Linked DNA regions of Homo sapiens: region 2 is linked to region 1. Evidence: read pairs that join two places in POLR2A ChIA-PET (ENCODE). Cell type or tissue: OCI-LY7. All regions are shown on one strand.

The links. Peaks named below come from ENCODE experiments on the same cell type or tissue, not always from the same donor. Only the 100,000 strongest peaks of a DNase experiment are listed, where the experiment ranks them.
Region 2: POLR2A ChIA-PET joins it to region 1 with 11 read pairs; 3 of 35 experiments call an interaction of 5 or more read pairs at or near these places.

Annotation. Positions count from the first base shown.
Region 1 is chr2:62,037,053-62,041,052 of GRCh38, forward strand. The region is part of intron 2 of COMMD1 (copper metabolism domain containing 1); the gene reads left to right. Among named protein-coding and RNA genes, the nearest start is that of COMMD1, 130 kb to the left of the region's middle. In OCI-LY7, no CTCF peak of the experiment used is centred here; a DNase peak (open chromatin) is centred at 2,459; H3K4me3 peaks cover 1,170 bases; H3K27ac peaks cover 2,191 bases.
Region 2 is chr2:62,263,421-62,267,420 of GRCh38, forward strand. It overlaps LOC105374761 (a long non-coding RNA gene), which reads left to right and starts at 805. Exons shown (of 3, transcript XR_940140.3): 1 at 805-931. LOC124906156 (small nucleolar RNA U13) reads left to right here and starts at 1,575; the gene lies at 1,575-1,678. In OCI-LY7, no CTCF peak of the experiment used is centred here; no DNase peak of the experiment used is centred here.

The DNA.
Region 1 (4,000 bases):
CATCAACAGTGTATGCTCTTTACCATTTGCATTTCAAGAACCACTTGGAAACTTGGAAATAATCCTTTATTTTTGCTAGTCATGCCTCTGTCGTAATGTTCCAAGAGGCCTGGGCTGCTTTGGAGAGGCTTGTCTGGCTTTGCCTGCCCCCTGCCTCATTTAACTACAATAGAATAGCTCATAAGATGCTCTCTGCATAAGATTTTATTTGAAGGAAGGTATCTATATTTAACTTGGGAAACAAATAGCTTAGGTAGAATTATAAACGAGATGGTAATATTGCCAAATAAATGGGATACACCCTGCCCAGCTCCTTCCCATTCTGTCACACAGTGCATAGGAGCAGTTTTGTAATTAGTAAACTCTATGTGGCCATGATCTTTGGAATGGTATGTATGGGATATAACTTTTATTTCCATTAATATATATTTATGATTATGAAAGTCTTAGATATGGTAGCTGCGAGAGGTATCATTTTACTGGTTATTAGTCTTATTCATATTTGGATTAGAACTTTATGGATTTCCTTGGGCAATTAGGGAGATAACTTTTAATGGTTTACATTTTGCTCCTTGGAGTTATGATGTTACCCAGAAGTCTCAAAGCCCATCATGGGGGAGGGAGAAGCCAACTGAAATATACATGGCTCTGGCCCTAATAGCCATTTTAGTTGGAGGAGCTCCAGTTTTATCTGTTAAATTAGTGGGATTCTACAAAAAATTAGTTTGAAAGAAGATTCTGGGGGTAAAATAAAATTTGAAACCACTGGATTAGTAGAAAGATCTAGGAGTTAGAAGACTTATGTTCCAGTTTTGGCTGTCACATTAACTAGTTTTGTACTGTTAGATAAGTCACTTAACATATTTTTCTCAGTTTTTCACATATAAAACAGAACTAATTCGGTCTGCCTCACAGAGTTGTCCTTGGATAGTGGTCTTAAAAACTGGTGAATCAGTCTGGGCATGGTGGCTCACTCCTGTAATCCCAGCACTTTGAGAGGCCGAGATGGGAGGATCACCTGAGGTTAGGAGTTCAAGACCAGCCTGGCCAACATGGTGAAACCCCATCTCTACTAAAAATACAAAACTAGTCGGGCGTGGTGGCATGCACCTGTAATCCCAGCTACTTGGGAGGCTAAGGCAGGAGAATTGCTTGAATCCAGGAGGCGGAGGTTGCAGTCAGCCGAGATGGCGCCATTGCACTCCAGCCTGGGTGACGGAGTGAGACTCTGTCTCAAACAGCAACAGCAACAAACAACAACAACAACAAAAATAACCAAAAAACGATGAATCAAAATGTATTAAGTAATGAAGATATTGTTAATAATAGCAGCAATACTCCAATAACTGAGAAATTGAAAATGGCTTTGAATTTTGTTGTAGAATTTATCACAATAACGTATGGCTTTCTTTTTTCCAATTTTCTGTTATCTAGGCATGATTGTTTCTTTTTTAAATGTTTTATTTTTTGATATTTTATTTTTTATCATTTATTTATTTATTTATTTATTTTTGAGACGGAGTCTTGCTCTGTTGCCCAGGCTGGAGTACAGTGGCACGATCTTGGCTTATTGCAACCTCAGCCTCCTGGATTCAAGCAAATTCTCATGCCTCAGCTTCCCAAGTAGCTGGACTTACAGGCATACATCACCACGCCTGGCTAATTTTTGTATTGTTAGTAGAGCCGGGGTTTCACCATGTTGCCCAGGCTGATCTTGAACTCCTGACCTCAAGTGATTTGCCTGCCTTGGCTTCCCAAAGTGCTAAGATTACAGGTGTGAGGCATCACTCCTAGCCTGTTTCCTTATTTTTTTAATGTTAGATTTGTTGGCCACCTTCCTTAAAATTTCATTTCTAATGAAAGACAGTTTATGTATACTCATATACACAGCATATATAGTTGTGTGTATGTATTTTGAAAAACTTATATTGATTTTCTTTTACAGTTTCTAAGAACGTAAGTAGATAAATGAAGCTTAATTTGGAGAAAACTTTAACTTTCTCTGCCATTCCCAAGAGAAATCAAGCTCAGAATGCTTGCATTTATTTCCAGCCTTTGAAGGGCCAGAAAATTGTGCCTGAAAATTGGGTTAGCACATTTTCTGAATCTGACTGCTGTTAAGTTACTCTGTAGTTGGGTTGGATGCTATTTCCTGTCTTCTTTCCTTCAAGCAGAGAATATGCACTTCACATTTTTTAAGGAAACCATTCCTAGCTTGTATATTCATTTACATTCTACATCTTATGATTGCAAGGATACACATAAAGAGTAGGTCTTATTCAGAAAAGTCCTGGCAGTTGTCCCAGCCTTAAAGAGAACAAGCCTGTGCTCTTCCCTTTTACCTGATGGAATATCACTATGGCCTTTCTTTGAGGAGTTGATTAGCAAACTTGACTCAGAGAGGAAGTGAGAATAGCACATTGTGGTTAGGTGGTGCTGGCTGATTTTCTAGCTCTTGCACAGCATATGCCTCTTAAATATCAGGGGGAGTAAGCTGCTCTTGCATCATACCACCATGGTTGGATAGCCCAAGTTGCAATTTCAAGTATTGCTGGCCAGTTTCTGGTACGTAGTTATGGAAATATAGGAAAGCACAATTCTGTCTGACGAAGGAACATATATATCTGCTTGTGGAGTATTAAGTGTGAGATATGCCAGGTAGTATTTTCTATCTTTTGGAAGTTAAGAAAATTAAATACCTGAAAAGAAGTGTTCTTTTTTCTTATTTAAAGCTCTTTCTACTAAACACAAATATCCTTAGAACCAAGAATTCCATAGGAACTATGAAACCTAACTGGTCAAGTATTTTCTGGCATAGTAACATGTAGTTTTATTGCCCAAAGGCCCTCCTGGGAAAAATTTATATAGCTAGCAATCCCTTTGATAATCATACCAATAGCCATTTGTTAAGAGTACCGCTTAGCTGGGCACGGTGGCTTATGCCTGTAATCCCAGCACTTTGGGAGGCCAAGACTTGGGGGATTGCGTGAGGCCAGGAATTTGAGATTAGCCTAGTCAACATAGAGACCCTGTCTACAAAAATTACAATAATTAGCTGGGCATGGTGGCATGTACCTGTAGTCCCAGCTACTTGGGAGGCTGAGGTGGGAGGATTACTTGAGCCTAGGGAGTTGAGGCTGTAGTTGGCCATGATTGCATCACTGGCACTCCAGCCTACGTGACAGAGTGAGACTCTGTCTCAAAAAATAAAAATAGAAAAAGTACCTATTATATGCCAGTTCTTAAAAAATGTATTTTAAGGTAAATAAATGAAGACAAAGGTCATACAAGTTAGTAGCAGGGCCAGAGGGTTGAGTACAATTCTCCCTGGTGTAAAACTCATTTTCTTTCCCTATGTTCTCAGTGAAAAATCATTTATAAAATATATCTTTTACTTTTCAGAGTATAGTTTCTCTTGAAAACAATTTATGTGAAGTGAAACCTACTTGTATTTTTCATGGTGAAATTAGACATAATATCCCTAAAAATGAAAACCCAAAAGACAAAATATTTCAGGAAGAAAATTAAGGTTGGAGTTCTTGGAATTATATATCACCAAGATCAATTTGCCTTGCTTGAGGATTTTAGTATACACCTGTCAGTTTACTTTTTGGTTGTGTCATAGTCTTTAGTACAGGAATTTTTCTTTGCCCCCTTCCCCCCTCCCTTTTATTTTTGGAGACAGTCTTGCTCTGTCACCCAAGCTAGAGTGCAGTGGCGCGATCTCGACTCACTGCAACTTCTGCCTCCTGGGTTCAAGCAGTTCTCGTGCTTCAGCCTCTTGAGTAGCTGGGATTATAGGTGTGCACCACCACACCTGGCTAGTTTTTGTACTTTTAGTAGAGATGGGGTTTTGCCATGTTGGCCAGGCTGGTCTCAAACTCCTGGCCTCAAGTGGCCTGCCCACCTTGCCTCCCAAAGTGCTGGGATTACAGACATGAGCCACTGTGCCTGGCCTTTTTCTTGCCCATTGGTCACTGTTTTCCTCTTCACACTGCTG
Region 2 (4,000 bases), 230 kb after region 1:
CGTAAACATGCCACAGTGAATTTGATTTTTGTGCTTTTCCAGTGACAGAGCATTCTTATGAATCATAGCTCATAAATGAAAATATCAAAAGGTGGAAAGAAAGTCGTGTATTTTTAATGTATTTTAACATGTAGCATTTTGTGATGTTTTTAGATCGTGACAAAGAGGAAATTACTGTCATCTTCGTCCTTTATCTAGTATGAAGCTCTTTTTTTTTTTTTCTCTTTTTTTGAGACTGAGTTTTTGTTCCTGTTGCCCAGGCTGGAGTGCAATGGCACTACCTTGGCTCACTGCAACCTCTCCGTCCTGGGTTCAAGCGATTCTCCTGCCTCAGCCTCCTGAGTAGCTGGGATTACGGGCACCCGCCACCGTATCTGGCTCATTTTTTTTTTTTGAGATGGAGTCTTGCACTGTCGCCCGGGCTGGAGTGCAGTGGCACAATCTCGACTCACTGCAACCTCTGCCTCCCGAGTTCAAGCAATTCTCCTGCCTCAGCCTCCTGAGTAGCTGGGATTATGGGCGCCCGCCACCATGCCTGGCTAATTTTTTGTATTTTTAGTAGAGATGGAGTTTCACTATGATGGCCAGGCTGGTCTCAAACTCCTGACCTCATGATCTGCCTGCCTTAGCCTCCTAAAGTGCTGGGATTACAGGAGTGAGCCACCGCACCTGGCCCACCTGCTAATTTTTTTTTTGTATTTTCAGTAGAGATGGGGTTTCACCATATTGGCCAGGCTGGTCTCGAACTCCTGACCTCAGGTGATCTGCCCGCCTTGGTCTCCCAAAGTGCTGGGATTACAGGCATGAGCCACTGCGCCTGGCCTGAAGCTCTTTTTCTTTAGAAGACCATGCTGCAGAAACTTCAAAATACAAAAGAATGCTGCTATCTACTATCTGGTGAAGTATTTTAAGAGGACTGCAAAAAACTAGGGTAATAGTTTTTAAAATGCTTCCTTGTTTCTAGTAATGGAATGTAAGAGGGAAACTTTGTGGAGTTTAAGTCATAACTTGTGGTCTTGGTTGTCAATTCACATCATGTGATTGGAAATTGAAGATACTGCCCCAAAGGCTGAGACTGGGAAACAGACCCTATGCTGTGGACTGAATTATACCCCCCCCACCCCAAATTCACATGTTGAAGCTCTAACCCCCAATACGGTAGTATTTTCTTTTGGAGATAGAGTTAGATGAGCTCATGAGGGTGGGGCCTTCATAATGAGATTGGGGTCTTTATAAGAAGAGGCACCAGAGAGTTTGCTCTCCTACCACAAAGAGGTCATGTGAGCCCACAGCAAGATGATGGCTGCCTGTGAGCCAAGAGAAGAGGCTTCAGAATGAAACCTACTTGCTGGCACCTTGATCTTAGACTTCCAGCCTCCAGAACTATGAGAAGTAAATTCCTGTTTAAACACTCAGCCTATAGTATTTTGTTACAACAGCCCAAATTGACTAATTACAGTCTGGTGGCCCCCAGTATCAAAGTCAGCAACAAAGTTAACATAGAGCTTTCTTAGGCCAGCTTTTCCACACAGAGGGCAATCTCCTAAAAGTAGTGTGAACACTGGGACAATGTGATCCTTCTGTAGTTCATAAGCATCATGCCTGGGTTTTCGCGTTCCCATGTGAGCTGTGCCTCCCTCAAACCTTGTTATGGCATCGGCACATTATCCATCTGATGTGAAAAAGAAAAAAAAAAAGGAAGAAAATATAATTAAAAGGAGAATCAATGTGAGAGGGAAGGACATAAGCATAATACTGTAAAACCAATGGAAGGCTTGATGAAACTTAAAACTAGGAAGTTCTATTTTAAGAAATTGCAACATGCAGTTTAACTGTTTCTGGATTTCTTTGCCGGCTGAAAAGTGGGGATGATGAATTGACACCCACTGCAGGGGCATTTTGTTGCCTCAGCAAGTTTCATGCAGCTGCTTCAGTACTGACTACTGCGGTAGCTGCTGACAGCGTCTCCCGAGGGTCCCCAGCTAAGAGCCCTTAGACTACATGAGTGGACTAGGACACAAATTACCTGTGCCAAAAAGGTTTGCCTTGCCTTTGGGAAAACCTCATCTTCCCTAGAGGGAAATTCTTTTTTTTTTTCCTGAGACAGAGCCTCAGTCTGTCACCCAGGCTGGAGTGCAGTGGTGCGATCTTGGCTTACTGCAACCTCCACCTCCTGGGTTCAAGCAATTCCCATGCCTCAGCCTCCCGAGTAGCTGGGATTACAGGTGCACACCACCACGCCCAGCTAATTTTTGTATTTTTAGTAGAGAGGGGGTTTCACCATGTTGGCCAGGCTGGTCTTAAACTCCTGACCTCACGTGATCCTCTTGCCTTGGCCTTCCAAAGTGCTGGGGTTATAGGTGCGAGCCACAGTGCCTCGCCGTGGGAAATTCTTAATCCAGGTCTTTCTGGGGCTCTGAGAGAGAGTATAAATATGGTGAATTAAAGGCAGTTTCCCAGGGAGCTACGTGACACTAAAAAAAAAAAAAATTCTTCTTCTCTTCCTCCATTTTGCCATATATTTGTATTGTTCTTTCACGTGTAGTGGGAGAACATTTTACTTCTTACTAAGAGAAATGTCTTACGTTGAGGGGAAATGGTTCTTAGTTTAGAAAATTACCTTGCTGGCCCCTAGGGTTGCTGACGGTGAGACTCAGCTTCGGGGCAGAATGGGCTGCACAAAGAGGGTATTTGGATGTGAGACCTTTGGGAGATAATTTTGAATTGTCCTGCCCAGTAAGGTAGGATGAATATTGAATTCCTGGAGATGGTTCTGGAAAGAGGGTCAGGGAAGAGAAGGGAGGGACTGTGGAAAGGTTTGCAGGGGTGTCCAATCTTTTGGCTTCTCTGGGCCACATTAGAAGAAGAATTGCCTTGGGCCACATATAAAATACACTAACACTAATGATGCTGATGAACTTAAAAAGAAACTCAAAAAAAAAAAAAACCACATAATGTTTTAAGAAATTTTATGAACATTTTCACTGCTGTTCGGTTCTTGAAGGAAAAAAAAAAAAAAGAAAGTTTACGAATTTGTGTTGGGCCACATTCAAAGCCATCCTGGGCCACGGGTTTGACAAGCTTGGTTTAGAGGAAGGAAAGTGGAGGGGCTGACTTAATGTGCAGGTAGCCCAGTGTGAGGCCTGAGAAGGGAGAGCCAGCAAAACATCCAAAATGGCAGGGATGCTTCTGGATTCTAGCAGTCAATGTGAAAATGGTGGCTGTGCAGTGTTGGGAGGAACGTCTCTCCAAAGCTGTATAGAGATCTGCTGCACACAGCTGCTTTGGGCAAGTTACGGCTCCAAGAAATCAAGAGGGATCTAGGGTCCAGTGGTAGGACCAAGAGAAGGGAACAGCCACAGTGCAAAGCACAGGAATTCAGTGGGAATAGGAAATGGGAATGGGAGCTGGCCACCAGAACAAAACCCCAGGAATGCATAGCTTGAGCTATTTAGATGCAAAGGTTAACAGAAAGGGCAACTTGCTGAGGCTGAGGATTTCCCAGCTGTCAGATCTGAGTCACGTTAAGGAGTAAGGGTGCGGTTGTACTCTTGGGCACTGGAAGAGATCAAGTCCCATCCAAGTAGGGGACGGGGGTGGGGGGTTGGGGGGGCAGTAGGGGGATCCAGAAGAGGGAGGACATGCCCACAGCTATCCTCGACAGTCCTGCCCATCCTCTGGTGGAAAAGTCAAACCCCAGATTTCAAAATGGCTTCAGAGCAAATTCTGATCTGCTTCATGGTCTAACTTTAGAGATGTCTGAGGGTGTGAGTGGGCAGCTGGATGGATGAGATGGTTTTTTTATACTTTTAAAATTTCTTCTGTTTATTCCCATTCTTTCATATTTAGCAAAGTCATTTTGAAAGCCTGCTACAACTGTGTTAAGGATGTCAAATATAATTTTCAAATAGTGAAGAATATAACATAAGTGAGCCCTTGTCAAAGATGTGTTTAGCTCACTGATTATGACAGCAGCAAGATGGCAACACCAGTTCAAAGG